2 separate regions of the Homo sapiens genome follow, and region 1 is linked to region 2. The links are chromatin loops, found by intact Hi-C in ENCODE. Cell type or tissue: GM12878. All regions are shown on one strand.

Evidence for each region. Hi-C counts contacts between places; a loop is a spot of excess contacts. Peaks named below come from ENCODE experiments on the same cell type or tissue, not always from the same donor. Only the 100,000 strongest peaks of a DNase experiment are listed, where the experiment ranks them.
Region 1: it touches region 2 in a loop (2.5-fold over the local background); 2 of 110 quality-filtered maps call a loop at or near these places.

The regions. Positions count from the first base shown.
Region 1 is chr20:39,869,592-39,877,591 of GRCh38, reverse strand. No RefSeq gene overlaps it. Among named protein-coding and RNA genes, the nearest start is that of LINC01370, 130 kb to the left of the region's middle. In GM12878, a CTCF peak has its summit at 3,364 (motif pointing right); a DNase peak (open chromatin) is centred at 3,371.
Region 2 is chr20:39,443,240-39,451,239 of GRCh38, reverse strand. No RefSeq gene overlaps it. Among named protein-coding and RNA genes, the nearest start is that of LINC01734, 220 kb to the right of the region's middle. In GM12878, no CTCF peak of the experiment used is centred here; a DNase peak (open chromatin) is centred at 4,619.

The DNA.
Region 1 (8,000 bases), 430 kb before region 2:
TGCTGCCCATTGTGTTTCCGTGGGAGGCTTTTGTGGCTAATTTTGAAAAATGAAGTGAACAGGTAAACTGGAGCTAATGGCCTCAACCTCAGGGCAGACATCTGGGGCGATGTTGACTTTGTTGCCAGAGAACCAGCTGGCCTTTGCACTCCACTCCCCCTTCCAGGCCCGCTCCCTGCAGGCCTCCAGGGGGGCTTCAGCTTCTAATGAACCAACTGCACAGTCCCTGACGCTATAGTTGCTGCTGCCCAGACTCTTGTTGAAGCTCCATAAATGTTTGTTTTATGAATAAGCACGCACTTGGCACTCCTCGAAGATAATTCTCCTTTATCCTGAGAGGCAACAGTTTCCCAGCTGCCCTTCTCTTGCCAGGGGAAAAGAGTACCATCATATATACTCGCAGATCCAGGAAGAGACAGACTCGGCAGAACTGGAGACCAAAACATTCCTCATGAGTTTCTCCTAATGACCAAAGTGATGGGAATGAAAGTAACCTCCTATATGCTGGACACTGCTCTGATGAGGTGTCTAGCACATATCCTTACAAGAATCGTGGGACACACTATGTTTTCCATTTATAGATAAGAACAGTGGAGGCTAGTGCATGTAATAGACCTAAAACCACAAAGTCATCTAGTGCTAGATGTAAAGTTAGATATAAACATGAGTCTAATTATTCAGTGCAATGCTTAAGAGCGTTGCTTAGAAGGCTGAATTCCTGGATTCAGTTCAGATTTGCCAATAGCTTGCATTGTAACCATAAAAAAGTTAATTTACCTCTCCAGACCTCATTTTCCTTATGTACTAAACAAGAGGAGTAAAGGTTCCTGCCTCTTGGATGTTGTGATGACACATGAGATAATGGCTGTAGAAGATTTTAAAAGTATCCCACGCAAATAAGTGCTCAAAAGCTATTTGCTGTCGATATTACAATGTCAATGATCCTTCCACACAACTGCAGATTGTTCCTAGAAGGTAAAGAGTTGCCCAATTTCTAATAAATACTAGAGAATACTAAGGTATATGTGGATGTCCCAGCTGGACTGTTGGTCTGATTTAGATGATCATCTTTGGGTAGAACAAAGGGTCCTTCCCCATTCAAAAGCTGCCAGCCCTGAGTGTGAGAGGATGTGGGGTGAGAAGAACTTGCCATTTCTGGGCTGAGGACTGAGGTCTGCCTTCCCCACATTACCCTGGTTATGGTGACATTGATCTTTGGCACCAGAAGGTCCGGTAAGCATCAGCCCTACCAATGACTGGGAGTCTCAAGGACATTCTAGAGTGGAATTCCCCAGTGCCACTTCCCTATCCTTTGCCCTTGTCTGGTTCCATAGACAAAAAAGAGAAAAAGAAGGTTGGCAGGTCCTTCTTCCTGCTAAATGGTCCCATCTTTGAGCCATTTATTTCTTTATTCATTCAACAAAGTTTTCAACATTTATAATGTTCCAGCCATAGGGTTAAATGCAGCACAAATAACAAAGAGAAAAATAAAGACACGTACAATTGCACATGTATAAGTTCACTGCAGGAAGAGTGCTCAGCCCCTTTGTAGGCTTCACTGTGGATCGGAAGTGTGGATGTCTACACAAAAACACACCACAAGCAAAGAACAGGGAGCCTTCTGTTGATGTGGATGTCACTAATCATTTTATGTTACCCACATGGAAAACTCTTATGCCTGTTTTTCCTGTTCTGCTCCCTGCCCTTGGGCTTCCAAATTTTGCCATCTCAACACTTCACTGTTCTGCTTCTTTCACACAATTGTATTCCCCTGACTTCATGTCTGAGCTTACAGGGACTGTCAGGCAGGCCTCCAAGTTAGCCCTCATACTTTCACAAAGAGCAAGTCTGCATTTCCTTCATCCAGAACATCAAACAGAGTGTCTCCCCTGGGCCCCTGATATCCTTGTTACCACCTCGTTAATGACTGTATGGGGGGAAGTTTTATGAGGCATCAGGGCTGATGTAAACAGATATGGGAGGATGGATGTCTTCTTGCCTGCATCATCATGGGGTAAAAGCAGTACTGACCCTCTTGTGTATCCTCCCAAGGCATCAGCATGAACTTCCTGGGCTTTTACCCTGTGCTACCATTTGCTCATGAGTCTGGGGAGATATAAGAAGGCAGTTTGTTCAATTCCCACCTATGAGTGAGAATATGCGGTGTTTGGTTTTTTTTGTTCTTGCGATAGTTTACTGAGAATGATGATTTCCAATTTCATCCATGTCCCTACAAAGGACATGAACTCATCATTTTGAACAATGAGAACACATGGACACAGGAAGGGGAACATCACACTCTGGGGACTGTTGTGGGGTGGGGGGAGGGGAGAGGGATAGCATTGGAGATATACCTAATGCTAGATGACGAGTTAGTGGGTGCAGCGCACCAGCATGGCACATGTATACATATGTAACTAACCTGCACATTGTGCACATGTACCCTAAAACTTAAAGTATAATAATAATAAATAAATAAATAAATAAATAAATAAATAAATAAATAAAAGAAGGCAGTTTGCTGGAGGAGTTTGGTGGCTCAACCTCAAAGCACACTGGAAATTCATGTGAGGATAGAGTGTCAATCCTTCCTGCTGTCATGGTGGCTGCAGTGGAGGGTTACAGTATTACAGTGTCCAGAATAGCAAAGGCATGGCTACCTCAGTTTCCAGATAGTGTTACCTGGTAGTTGTAGACAGAGTGCCCATCACAAAGTGAATGCTTAATAAATCTTAGTTGAATGGGTGATTCAATAAATTAATAAATGAGTGAGTGATGGGAGGGGTGCGGAAGTTTCTGTTCTCCTATGATGACAAGAGTCAGTACAGTCTCGAAACAGGGGTTAGGGTGGACAAGAGCCTGACTCTGGAGGTGACCCAAGTTAAACTGAGTTTTGTTTGTTTTGCAACGGGAACAGAGCTTCAGGGCAGGTTTCTAATAATTTCACGAAAACTGAGTCATAAGCCCAGGCATCAGTACTAAGCACAAATAACTGGTGTGATAAAACAGATAATAATGGGAAAAATATATTAAGCTTCTACTATATGTCAAGAATTTTCCAAATGCTTTACATTTACTCTTCATAAGCAAACACTATCACATACATATTATTTTTATTTATGAAAAGGAAGAGAGAAGTTAAAAAAAAAAAAAACTCTTCCATTCTTCTAGTGCTGAAGTTCAAATCCAAGTAGTCTTATTTAGGAGACTGCATTCTGAAGACAACTACAGGGGCAGGGAAAAAATTCAATTGAGTGGGCAGGTGAGTGTTTAGGGCTGCCCCTAGACAAAACAGCAAGACCATGCTCAAACTCCACCCCTAGGGGGAGCTAGACCAGAGCTAAAGGGTTGACTCAGGCACTGGACAGCGGTGTGATTGCACGTAGCCATCTGCCTCCAGGGGGTGGGCATGGAACAAGCTGTGTCAGGCTGCAGCTGTGGACAATGGTGGGAAATGATGCTCCTGACTTTCACTTTCCTTTCCCTCAAGTCTCTAAATCACCCTCCTATCTACTCACGGAACATCGGATCTCAGCTCCATGCAGGTGGATCCCAGATATACATTTTCATTTTTAATTTATCCTCCATGTTTCTGTTGCACATTTCCAAGTTCTTTCTGATTATCTGCCCTATTTCCTGTCAGCTCCTCAAGCTTGACTCAAAGTTCAAATCTGGGCTCATCTTTCTACACAGTTCGAACAGTCTACTTTCCCCACTCGTTTTGACTGTCCTTGACACTACCATTCTCTCACTTTTAAGAGAACCAGAGCTCAGAGTCTCAAGATTCATCTCTTTTTCTTTGCACAATAAGAAATCATTGATGAAACCCTGTTAATTTTCCTCTTTTAACTTAAGAAATATTATTACTGAAGGTTCTGTTAGTTTTCTACCTCTGCAGCTGCTCTTTTGTCTGCATCTCCACTCCTCTGTCCATCCATGAGTTCAGTTGCTTCTTGTTTAAAATAGTGCATGGATTCTGGATTTATTCTTGCCTCCAGTTTCTTTCTCCTTGGTTCCATCTTCTACCTGGTGCCAAACCGATCTCTCTAAGTACTTTTCTGAATATGTCACTCCCCTGAGCAGCAAGCTTCAAGGGCTCTCCATTGCCTGCCAAATAGCATCCAGATTCCTTGTCATGGCTTTTCACATCCACTTAGATCTGGTCTCAACTCAGTGCACATTTATTGAGTCCTACTTAGTGCCAGACCCTGCACTAGGTGTTGTAAATGTAAAAATAAACCCTGCATACTTCCGGCCCTTGGAAAAGAAAAGGAAGATAAGCTGGTCCCACAATCTCTAGCCAGTGCTTCCCCCAAATCCTGCCCACTGCTGAAGGTGTAAAGTTGGATTTTTGCTGTTCTCCAAAACTTCCTCAGCACTTTCTTACTTTTGTGTCCAGGAACTTCCTCACTTCAATCTCTGAGTAACCCCTAACCCTCTTCTGCTGTAATAATTTTTCCTTCATGAAGAATCCATGAAGCAGACACATTTGGAAGAGGAATGCTTCTTGGCAGTCACCTTTACACATCTTTTGATGATGGATCATGATCCATGTGCATTATAGCTTTGTGTCTACCTATTATCTCTCCTACACTGACATTCTCATAACTGATATATAACAGAATGCTATTGCATACAGTATTAATTTATGCATGTTATTAAAAAGAAAAATACATGATTTTTGGTTACATTACATTCAACACAATTTAATAGTGTTCTCTCCTGAATGCTTTCTTACAGACTACCAGTTGCATATTATGCATTAAGAATAGCCAAGAAAACAGTGGAGTATGTATTTTCAAAACACACTGAAATATAGGATATTTTCTTTGCACTTATTTGTTTGTTATATCAGTTCACAGACTGGACATGGTGGCTCACTCCTGTAATCCCACTTGGGAGGCCTATGTGGATCGCTTGAGGCCAGGAGTGCACGACCAGCCTGGGCAACACAGTGAAAACCTGTCTCCACATACAAAAAATAAATAAATTAGCTGGACAGGATGTGGTGGTGTTTGCCTGTAGTCTCAGGAGGCTGAGGAGGAAGGATTGCTTGAGCCCCAAGAGTTTGAGGCTGCAGTGAGCTATAATCATGCCACTACACTCCAGGTTGGGTGACATAGTGAGATCTTGTCTCAAAACAACAACAAAAACAAACAAACAAACACAAACCCAAACATCAATTCACATCCATCGTCTGGTATTAGTGTTCTACAAAACACAGTTTTAGGAAGCACTGTCCTGGAAAGTAAGATCATTGAATAATAATGTTAATAGTAATACTTTTTTTAAAAAGGTTTTTATTTGTTTTATTTTTAATATTTGCTCCATGGTAGCCACTGTAGCAAGTGTTTTTATATCCAGGTTTTTATCTAACTTTCATGACAATCTGATGTGTGGATGCTAATTTTAACCCATTTTTCAGATTAGGAAACAGAAACTCAGAGCAGTTAAGTAACTTCCCAAAGTCATTATCATTAGGGAGGTAGTAAAATTGCAACAGGAGCACATCACAGCCTACCCCAGAGCCTGTGCTCTTTGAAGGAGAGTCTGTTTTTAAAACTTCTGTATTCCCTGTTCCTCCAAAATTCATAACAGCCCATGATTCTTGAACACACTTGTGATTTCAGTTTTGCAGTCAGATTTTGTATTTGTGCTTTGATGCTTTACAGCACAGACAGTAGAAAGAATACTGGTACCCTGCTCCTAGTCTCAGGAGACCTAAGTTTATGACCCCAAATCTGCCTTTAATTAACCATGTGTCATTAGGCAAAGAATTTCTCCCCTCTGGGGCTCAGTTTCCTCAGCTGTAAAATAAAGTGAGGTTGGACTCACTGGTATTTCAGGTCCTTGAACCTCTTTATGCCATACTCTTCTCTTTGCCAAGTTTCTGTGATTAATAGAATTAGATGAGCCCTTTGTTACCCATTGTATCTGCCACTGAGAGAGCTGGAACCATCCTTCAAAGGAATCCACGACATGGCCAATTCATTGTGTTGACTCTGAGGCCACTTCAGTGACCCACAGTCACTAGCAGCATGAAGAGCAGAAGCACTTGCCTTTTACCAAATATGTTTTTCCATTATAGTGAATTTTTCTTTAAATTATAGAACATCAAATACATTTCAAAATTTCATTTGGACAATATAAGTGAGTAAAAAAAATCAGATGGAATATATTTCCCTTGTAATATATATGTGATTAAAAAATGAAAAGAAAAATATTTGTAGCAAATATGTTTTGGATTTACAGAACTCAAAGCTCTTGTGGAATAGTTTGAGACTTCCAAAGCACCAATATGCAGCTGCTTTGGCCATCCTTCTATGAACAATCAAACCCCCAGTTGTCTTGGAAACCTGCCTGCATCCTGGGATGTGTTCTCCATTGAGCAGCTAAAATGGCTTGAAGTCTTCCAGGGAAACGTGGTTTGACTGCAGTTCACCCCTTGGGAGCCTTCATAAAAACAAGATGTCTATCTCCTGACCCCAGAGCCATAAGTGGCATGGCTTAAAGAAATAAAACAACAATAGTAGCTAATGTTAGTTTGGGGGTTTTCCTAAGGTGAAGCACAGAATTTCAGAGATGGAAAATTTAGTCTGCAAAAATGGTTCCCATTTAATTATTCCTACCCTAAGAATGGAGAACTGAGGGTTAGTTTACACAAACATAAAGATTAAACGAGGGAAATACAACCATGAAAAAGAAACATGAAGATTCCCCCATTAATTAAAATACTCTGAGACCAGAATTCACAAAACTTGGATTTTAATATGAGTTCTGCACTAGTTATGATAGTGCTAATGCTATCATTTTAATTATGGCAGCTAGCATTTATTAAGCATTTATATGCTAAATCCTTAAATGTGTCATCTTATTTATTTTTTTAACATCTGTAGCAGATACTGTTGGTGTCTGGCCCTGTCCCCCATCAGCTTACCCCAGAGGTCACCTAACAAGAATCCCCATATACGTCAAAGGAAATTGTGTCTCTCTGCCACAGAATGTCCTCTGGCCACAGGAGAACTGTGGCCCACTGCGCTGGACACCCAGAAACCTGAAGGTGTTGACACCACCAAGGGTAACCTTATAATAATTAAGGATAAAAGTTGGTGATGTTGATGAATGACATTCCAACTTCTTTGCCCCATAGCAGGCCAGTTCCAAGGTATGTTCTGCACAGGCTCTTAGGAGTCCCCAATGGAATTGAGGCCCATCTTCCTGTAGCGATAACACACTAGTTAATACCACTTTTATTGCCTCTCTTCCTTTCCCTGACTCATTTCTCCACCCCCTCACTGTGCCTGCTGGGGTCGCAACCCAGATAAACTACTTATGCTGAAATTCCTATCTCAAAGTCAGACTTTGGGGGATACTCAACCAACACATCCTTTTTACAGGAGGGTGACGTGAGGGAGGTTCAACAGCATGTTCCAAGAGCACTCAGTTATCCAGCGAAAAACCACCCATAAGACTTTCCATAGAAAGAAGCCTAGAAGGGTTTGTCATACTGATCTGGGTGCCACCAAAGCTGGAGATTCAGAGGGCAAAGAGCAGGCACTGATCTAATTTGGTTGATTATACCACCAAGTCTATGTGCCATTAAGGTATATTGGAGGATGGCCTCAGGGCCTTTGCAAATGCCTTAGCAGAGTCGGGGTTTGGTAAATGTCACATTCAAGAGCCATACTTCTGGTTTCTTTAAAAGAAAATTAAGCCTAATATTGTCATTGTTTTTAAAATAGCATTTATATTGTAAATATAAAAGCCACATAGGCAATCTTATAAAATATGAAAATATTAAGAAATATATACCCATAATCTCTCTACCCAAAGAAAAGCACTGGCAATTAATATTTTGTGAGTGAATTTCCTTATCTATAAAATGGGTGTAGTAAAAGAACAATACTTCATTGAGTTGTTATGAGAAATAGATTACTTAATGCTTATATTTGCTTAGAACAGTACTTGACACAGAATAACTGTTCAATAAAGATTAGCTA
Region 2 (8,000 bases):
ACAGCCTCCTAAGTCCTACAATCATAGTATTTCTAAGGACAGGTTTGACAAAAAGAATCAAGACATCTGGCCTGGGGTGGTGGCTCACACCTGTAATCCCAGCACCTTGGGAGGCCAAGGCGGGCAGATCACCTGAGGTCAGGAGTTTGAGACCAGCCTGTGGCCAACATGGTGAAACCCCGTCTCTACTAAAAATACAAAAAGTAGCCGGGCATGGTGGCATGTGGCTGTAATCCCAGCTACTCAGGAGGCTGAGGCAGGAGAATTGCTTAAACTTGGGAGGTGGAGGTTGCAGTGCCCCAAGATCTCACTACTCCACTCCAGCCTGGGTGACAGAGTGAGATTCCATCTCAAAAAAAAAAAAAAAAAAAAAAAAAAGAATCGAGACATCAACACAAACAAGATGGAGGACAACCACACTGCCCATAAAGAGAAGCAGTTTGGGGAAAAAAACAGGGGTAGTAGGATAACAAATTCAGCCTTTCATTGTAGGTTTCTATGAATTTAGTTTCTTTTTCTTACCAACCTGGAAGCTCTGGAGGGCAAGGACTCTCTTACTCATTGTGATATTCCCACTGTGCCCGAATAGTGTCTTGCACATGGAAGGCACTCAATAAATATTTGTTTAATGACGGAACTGAGATCCAAATGAAGACAATCCAAGCAGTGAGTTCCATTTCACCGGTGATTGACTCAGCAGTAGGAAGGAGAATGGAATGAGCACAAAGTATATATCCAATTCACTGGCTCCTAATAATTGGAGTTACCTGGGTACATTGGTATATAGTACAAGATCCTTAGTTGTTCAGAGCATAAGCTGGACTGAACAAGGCAAATACTCACATTTGTTTACCAAGGGACTTATTCTCCAGTCAGATCCTGCTTTCCCCAGCATAGTTTAGAAATAGGCACTGAAGACCCTTCTTTAGAAGGCTCTGCTCTGGTCTAGTCCTGATTGGAAAGTGTAAAAATCATCCACTCCTCAACATTGATTCTCATCAGTTAATGGAGTGTGAGTAGACTTGTAACATATAAGCTTGGTGAAGAGCTACTCTTGTGCGCTGAACATTCTCTCTTTTCCCCTCTAAATCCATTATTTGCTCTTCTTTGCCCTGCTCTGTGCTCTGGGATGTCGACCTTTATGGACTACACCAATGGGATTTTTTTTCTCTCTGACTTTCAGTAGGAGTTGGTCAATGGAGGTCACCAACAGATAAATGGAGGGTAGGAGAGGAGCGAGGTTGTGATATTTATTCCACCAAGTCCTCTCTGCTGGGCCATTGTTTAGCAGTGGCTGTGTTCCTCTACAGAAAGTAACAATTGCCATCTCTTGATCCTCCTACAGCTACAACTATGTCTCTGATTTCCATTAACAGCCATTAACCCTGTGCGTCTTCAGCCTAGGGATCACAGTGACTCCGACCTATTGCCAGCCCCTAGCTGCTTTACCATCATTTTAGGTATCCCCCACCCCTGTTGATAGTCCTATAAATAGTTCTTTAAACTCTCCCTTACTACCCCCATCTGAGTATTCTATCCATTTCAAAAAGGACACGGACTATACACAGAAGGGCCACAGAGTAGTAGCCTTTCTCATTTCATCATATATACACAGTCTACATAACGGAGACTATTTTTAGTTATTTAATTTTTCTACTGGAAATAGAATTGTATTATAAACACTAACTTCACCCCCTTCACCACCAAACATGGGCCATCTATCTTCTCATTTTGTCATGCAGTCTTAGCATGTGAAGTCTCAGTTGCTGATTTCCTGATACCATGATGCTGTGCTTGGCTGACCTCAACCATCACCCAATACTTACACTTCTCCTGCAGTGCTTTTCCCACAGGGTTCAAGTTCTTTAAAATTGACATCTTTACACTATTGATCTTACTCTCCATGAACACATGTCTCTCTCTTGAATTTTCTTCTATGACCTTTAGTAAAGCATTATAATTTTTCCCTAAAGTATTGCACATTGTATTCCTAAGCCATGTATAGTTTTGCTAATATTACAGATAATATGTATTTTTATACTACATTTTCTAATTGTTCATGATGTATATAAACTTTTTTAATACTCTGATTTTGTATACAGCAATATTACTAATCTCTCTTATTAGTTGTAATGATTATAAGTAGATTATCTTTCTATATGAACAATCATATTGCTTAAAAATAATGACCTTTTGTCTTTTTCTTTTCAATCCTCATACCTGTGATTACTTTACATACTGTTATTGTGTTGGTTGAAGCTTCCAATATAGTTTTAGACAAAAGTGACAATGATAGGCATCTATACCTTATTCTTAACCTTAAAAAATGCTTCTATGTCTATTCAATTAATTATAATGCTTGCTGTCACTTTTCAGAAGATATTCTTTATCAAGTTAAGAAATTATTTTCCATATTAATCTACAGGGTTTTTATCTTAACACAAAGAAAAGATGAATCATTTTATCAAATTCCATTTCTACATTTATTTTTATTATAAAATTTTTTTCTCCTTTTTAAAGTGTTAATGTAGTAAATTACATCGAGACATTCTCAAACATCTTTCTATATCTGGCATATAATCTTAGTTGGCCATTTTTGTCACCTTAATGTGCTCATCCCATTCACAGGTGATACAAAATTTGAAGCAGCAGTAAACAAGGTGAATAATTAGCATTAATCTCCGAGTATCTTCATCATTGTACTTTTAGTACTTGGCACATAAATGGGTGCTTGATACATAGTTGAATGAATGAATGAATGAATGAATGAACAAATAAATTAAAATTGAGATGAATCATTCGTCTCAATTTTATTGTAGTAGAGATGATCTATTCTTCCAACTCACTAAAAATGGAGAATGGATCATCTCTAATACAATAAAATAATATGATAGAAATGAACATTACTGCACCTAAGTCCATAAAGCCAGCTATGAAGTTTCAGGATGGGAAAACATGGCTAAAGAAAAATATGACTAAAGTAGCCGAGGAACCTAAGTTGATAGTAAGCTCACTGTAGGACAACCACATGATGAGGAAGCTGAACAGTAAATTCAACCTTGCTGCATTTACAGCGTCTACAGCTATGTGGCCATCTATGTCTTTGAGACGAGTATCTTGTGTTGACCAGAAAGCCCTAGAGCATTCTATTCACATTTCACATGAGCTGTTGCTAACATCCAGAATCAGTTTGGGGTAGATGAAGGAAACCATGACAAAGGAAAATAAGAGAAGGAATCATTGCTGTTTTACAGGGAGTTCATAAGACTTAGGATCAGAAGTTTTTTGGTTTTTTTTTTGGTAGCTTTATTGAGATAATTAGCACCATCCAACAGAAGAGGAATTAGATATTGCTATAGAATTCCAAAAGGTCAATAAGACTACTTAACGGGGAAACTGGATTTGTTTAATATAATGAAAACCTCTTAGATAAGTGAAGTGCTTGATAATTAACTAAATTACCTTACAAGGTAAGAGTTCTGCTATATTAGGTGTGCACTATTTACGGATGGACTGCGATCTATCCAAGATGTTATAGAGAAAAGGCAGTTCCAGCATAGACTCTGAGAATAACTGCTCAGGCCCCTACAAATTCCAAAGTTATGTGATCTACAAATAGTAGTTAGTGCCATGAATCTACAGATCACATATGAAGCAAACAAATGAAAAGTTCTTATCAGCATGGACTTGGTGTAATGTCTCAGCCATGGCTTGTTGGATATTTAACATATTTGGTGGCAAAAAATACTGCATCTGATCCAAAAATATCATCTGCCTGCATTGTTGTAACAATGGAAATTTTACTCCAAACCATTTTCTAGTGCAGAGGCAAAAAACTTTCAGCTCGAGGGATATATTCAGCCCACAGAAATTTTGTTTGGCCTTTACCGTGTGTGTGTGTGTGTGTGTGTGTGTGTGTACACTTAAAAATCAGGAAATTACATGTATAAATCCTGAATTCCAGCTTCTCTTGAAAAATTAGGCAGTTTGGCAACACTGGGTTTGTATTATCATACATCAAGAATAAGTTCATGCTAATAACCATAGTACCCTCTAGACAAGGTATCCATGGTCCAGGTGAGCAGTCTCCACCATATTCCGTGTCTTACCCCTGGACAACACCATTCAATGTCCCTTCTCACCAGAAAGAATATGAATTTGGAACCTGAAAGACGTATAGCAAGTAATTAAAACAAAATGATAAGTATTTTAAAGGATGTACAAATTGATATGGGAATACATAGATTTACCATCTAACCTTACCTAGAGGAGTTCAGGAAATCAACCCAAAAGCAGTGACATGAAAGTGAAGAATGAGAAGAATTTGATCAGGCCCAGAATGAATAAATGATATTAAGACTTAACAGGTAGAACACACTCACAGAAGCATAAAAGATATGTTGGGGCATTGGTTCAAAGCTCAGTATGCCTGAAGCACAGGGTTCATGGCAGAAGATGGGGCAAAGGAAGTAAATAGGCAAAAGATTGTGAAGAATCTTGGGCACAAAGTTTAGGAGTTTGTATTTTTATCCTTGGTGTGAAAAGGAGTCATTCAAGGACTTGAAGCATGAGAATGATATTGTCAAATGGTTTTCTAAAATACCACCGTGGGATTTCCCTCTCCAGCCCTAACACAGTAATCAGTACCAGACTTGACCTCTTGTGATAAGTAAGCATGAAACGGAGGCATAGCTGAGGCAGTTGTTTCCAGACATTGGCCTATAGGCAGGGGAAACATAGGAAGAGAAGTCTAAATCCATCTCTGATCCTTGTCTTTGAAAAATTTCCTAACCATGGCACACATAGGTAGCAAGCTTTAGCAGAGCAGGATGGTCCTACTGAATGGGAGAGGCAGCCACCGAAATTCAGAAAGAGGCAGCTACTGAAATTAACTGAACCAGTTAGACTGTGTGCAGCATGGTAATAGAGTGAAGGAACTCCAGAAGTCTGAGTGGGAGTGTCCTGCAGGTCCTTGGCTAGGAGTTCAGGTGAAAAAGTACAGAGCAAGGCTCCATGGGACCTAGCAGAAAGTAGCTGCCAATGGGTTGAGAGTGGAACAGAAATACTAGAGTTCACCCAGTGCTTACAGATGGTATTTCAGTCCAGCCAGAGTACAGAGCCCTCATTAATACCCTAGATATTTAACTGACACACCAGAAAGACTACAAGCCCATGGCCTCCTTTTGCATGGCCCACAAGCTAAGAATGGAGTTTACATTTTTAAAGGATCATAAAATAAAATGAGTAAGAATATGTGGCAGATACCATATGTAGCCCACAGAGCCTAAAATATTTACTATCTGGTCCTTTACCGAAGCTTGCCAACTCTTACCCTAGAGTAAGGGCTATTCTGGACCCACTTAATAAAGCTGAAAACCAAGACTCAGTAAGATCAAGGAGAACCACCAGTCCATTAACTTCCTGCCAGAACAAAAGTCAACCCTCTTTAAAGGAAGACAACACGATCCAACTTCTATTGAGTAATCCACAATATTCAGCATATAATAAAAAATTACCAGACATGTGAAGAAGCAGGAAAGCTGGACAATACTAGACAATAATAAATACAAAAAGACCTCATTTAAGATGCTAACATTAGCAGGAAAAGATCCATAAATATATTCAATAATTTAAAGGAAACCGAGGAAACAAATGGGGAACATCAGAGAAAGAAAAATGAAAACTATGAAACAGAATGAAATAGAGATCCAAAAGCAGAAAATTCATCTGAAATGAAAAAAATAACTTGATGGGCTCATCAGCAAACTGGAGATTACAGAAAAAAGGCTCAGTAAACTTGAAGACAAATTCTTAGAAATTATCCAATTTAAAGAGGAGAAAAAAGATTGAAAAATGTATCAAGGTAGCAACAATAGACACTAGGGACTATAGGAGTGGGGAACAGTGAGGGGTGAGGCTTGAAAAATTACTGGGTATGCTCAGTACCTAAGTGATGACATCATTTGTACCCCAAACCTCAGCATTATGCAATATACCCATGTAACAAACCTACACATGTACCCCTTGGATCTAAAATGAAAGTTGAAATTACTTTTTTAAACAAAAAATGTATCAGAGTTTCAGTGACCTACAGGACAATATGAAATTGTCCAACACATGTGTAACCGGATTTCAAGAGGGACAGGAGAGAGAAAAAGAAGCATAAAATATATTTAAAGAAATAATGGACTTTTTAAATAAAGAATACTCTGATAAATGTAAAAGGGATAGTCTAGGCAGAAAAGATCAAAAGTTACACCTAAAACTGAGCCATGATAATGATAACAAAAAGAAAATGGGTTTAAGAAAGAAACTTGGCACGGTGGCTCACGCCTATAATCCCAGCACTTTGGGAGGCTGAGGCAGGTGGATCACTTGAGATCAGGAGCTCAAGACCAGCCTGGCCAACATGATGAAACCCTGTCTCTACTAAAAATACAAAAATTCAAAAATTAGCTGGACATGGTGGCCTGCACCTGTAGTCCCAGCTACTCGGGAGGCTGAGGTGGGAGAATCACTTGAACCCAGGAGATGGAGGTTGCAGTGAGTGAAGATCCAAGATCGCACCACTGCACTCCAGCCTGGGACAGAGAGTGAGACTCTGTCTCAAAAAAAAAAAAAAAAAAAAAAAAAAGATAAACTTGCTATTAAGTCAATTAGATGTTTTACCTTTATATAAAACATGCTATGAAAAAAATTCAAGAGGAAAGAGAATTAGCCTAACCATAAAAATGCCTTTAAAATCCCTTTAAAAGTGTATATATACCATATATACAATGTGTATTATATATGTGTGAACTATTACATATATACATATACATGTATATGCACACACACACATACACACAGAGCAGGAAACAAGGAATATGCAACACAACAGGAAAAAAAAAACATTAACTATAGTCAGTCCCAATCCCATCAGAAATAGAAGCTTTGCAAGTCTTCAGCAACTAATCAATGTGGTAATATAAATTTGCTTTTGACAGCTAAGAACAGTTCTATTAAAAAGCCTACTATTAGATACTTATTTTGCATTTCTAATAAGCCTAAGCCCTATAGCCAGAAATACTTTGGCTCTGGCTGAAGGAGCTGGAAAGGGAGTAAAGAAGGAACTTCATTTTACCCTCTGATCAGTAGACACCTGAACCTTGAGAACAACCACATAGGCCAGAGAATTTCTAATTGAAGTTGCCTATATTTCCCTAGAGACACTCATGACCACACCCAGAGAGGACTTGAATTCCTGAACTCTTTAAGAGGTGACATGATTTTTCAATGATAATTGTTATTGCACTTCTACTTTTTTAAAAACAATAAATTTGTAAGAGGAATATCTCTTAAAATTCCTTAAATCTAATGAATCGGTTTTATTTCTCTTCCTTTTAAGTGCTGTATAAGCAGTTATAAAGTCAACATAGTTTTAACTATCAAATATGAGTATAGATTTAGGTTATTTTTTTCCATTAAGCATATAACCTAGTTTTTATTTTTTATTTTGCTATTGTTTACAAAACACCTTTTATAGTTGTGAAATCATTACTATGAACTAAATCAGAAGTTGGCAAACTTTCTTAAGGAGCTATTTGATAGATGTTTTAGGCTTTGCAGATCATGCTCTCTCTGTAACAAACACCCAACTCTGTTATTGTAGCATAAAAGCAACCATAGACAATTGGTATCAAATGGGTACGGTTGTGTTTCAATAAAGCTTTATTTATAAAAGAAGCAGCAGGACAAAAGCTGTATTTTTCAAACACCTATTCCAAATGTGTCCTCTCTTCCAGACATTGTACTATCTGCTTTATATGTATATTTCATTAGTTATTTACAATAACTTTGTGAAGAAGGAATAATTAGTTCTATTTTATATAATACAAAAGGAAATATGCTTAACAAATTTATAACTTACCCAGGTACGTACAGGAGTCAGAATTTGAGCCCAGGTCTATCTGATTTTGTGCTCTGCTGTGGTTTGAATGTGTCTCTTCCAAAACTCAGGT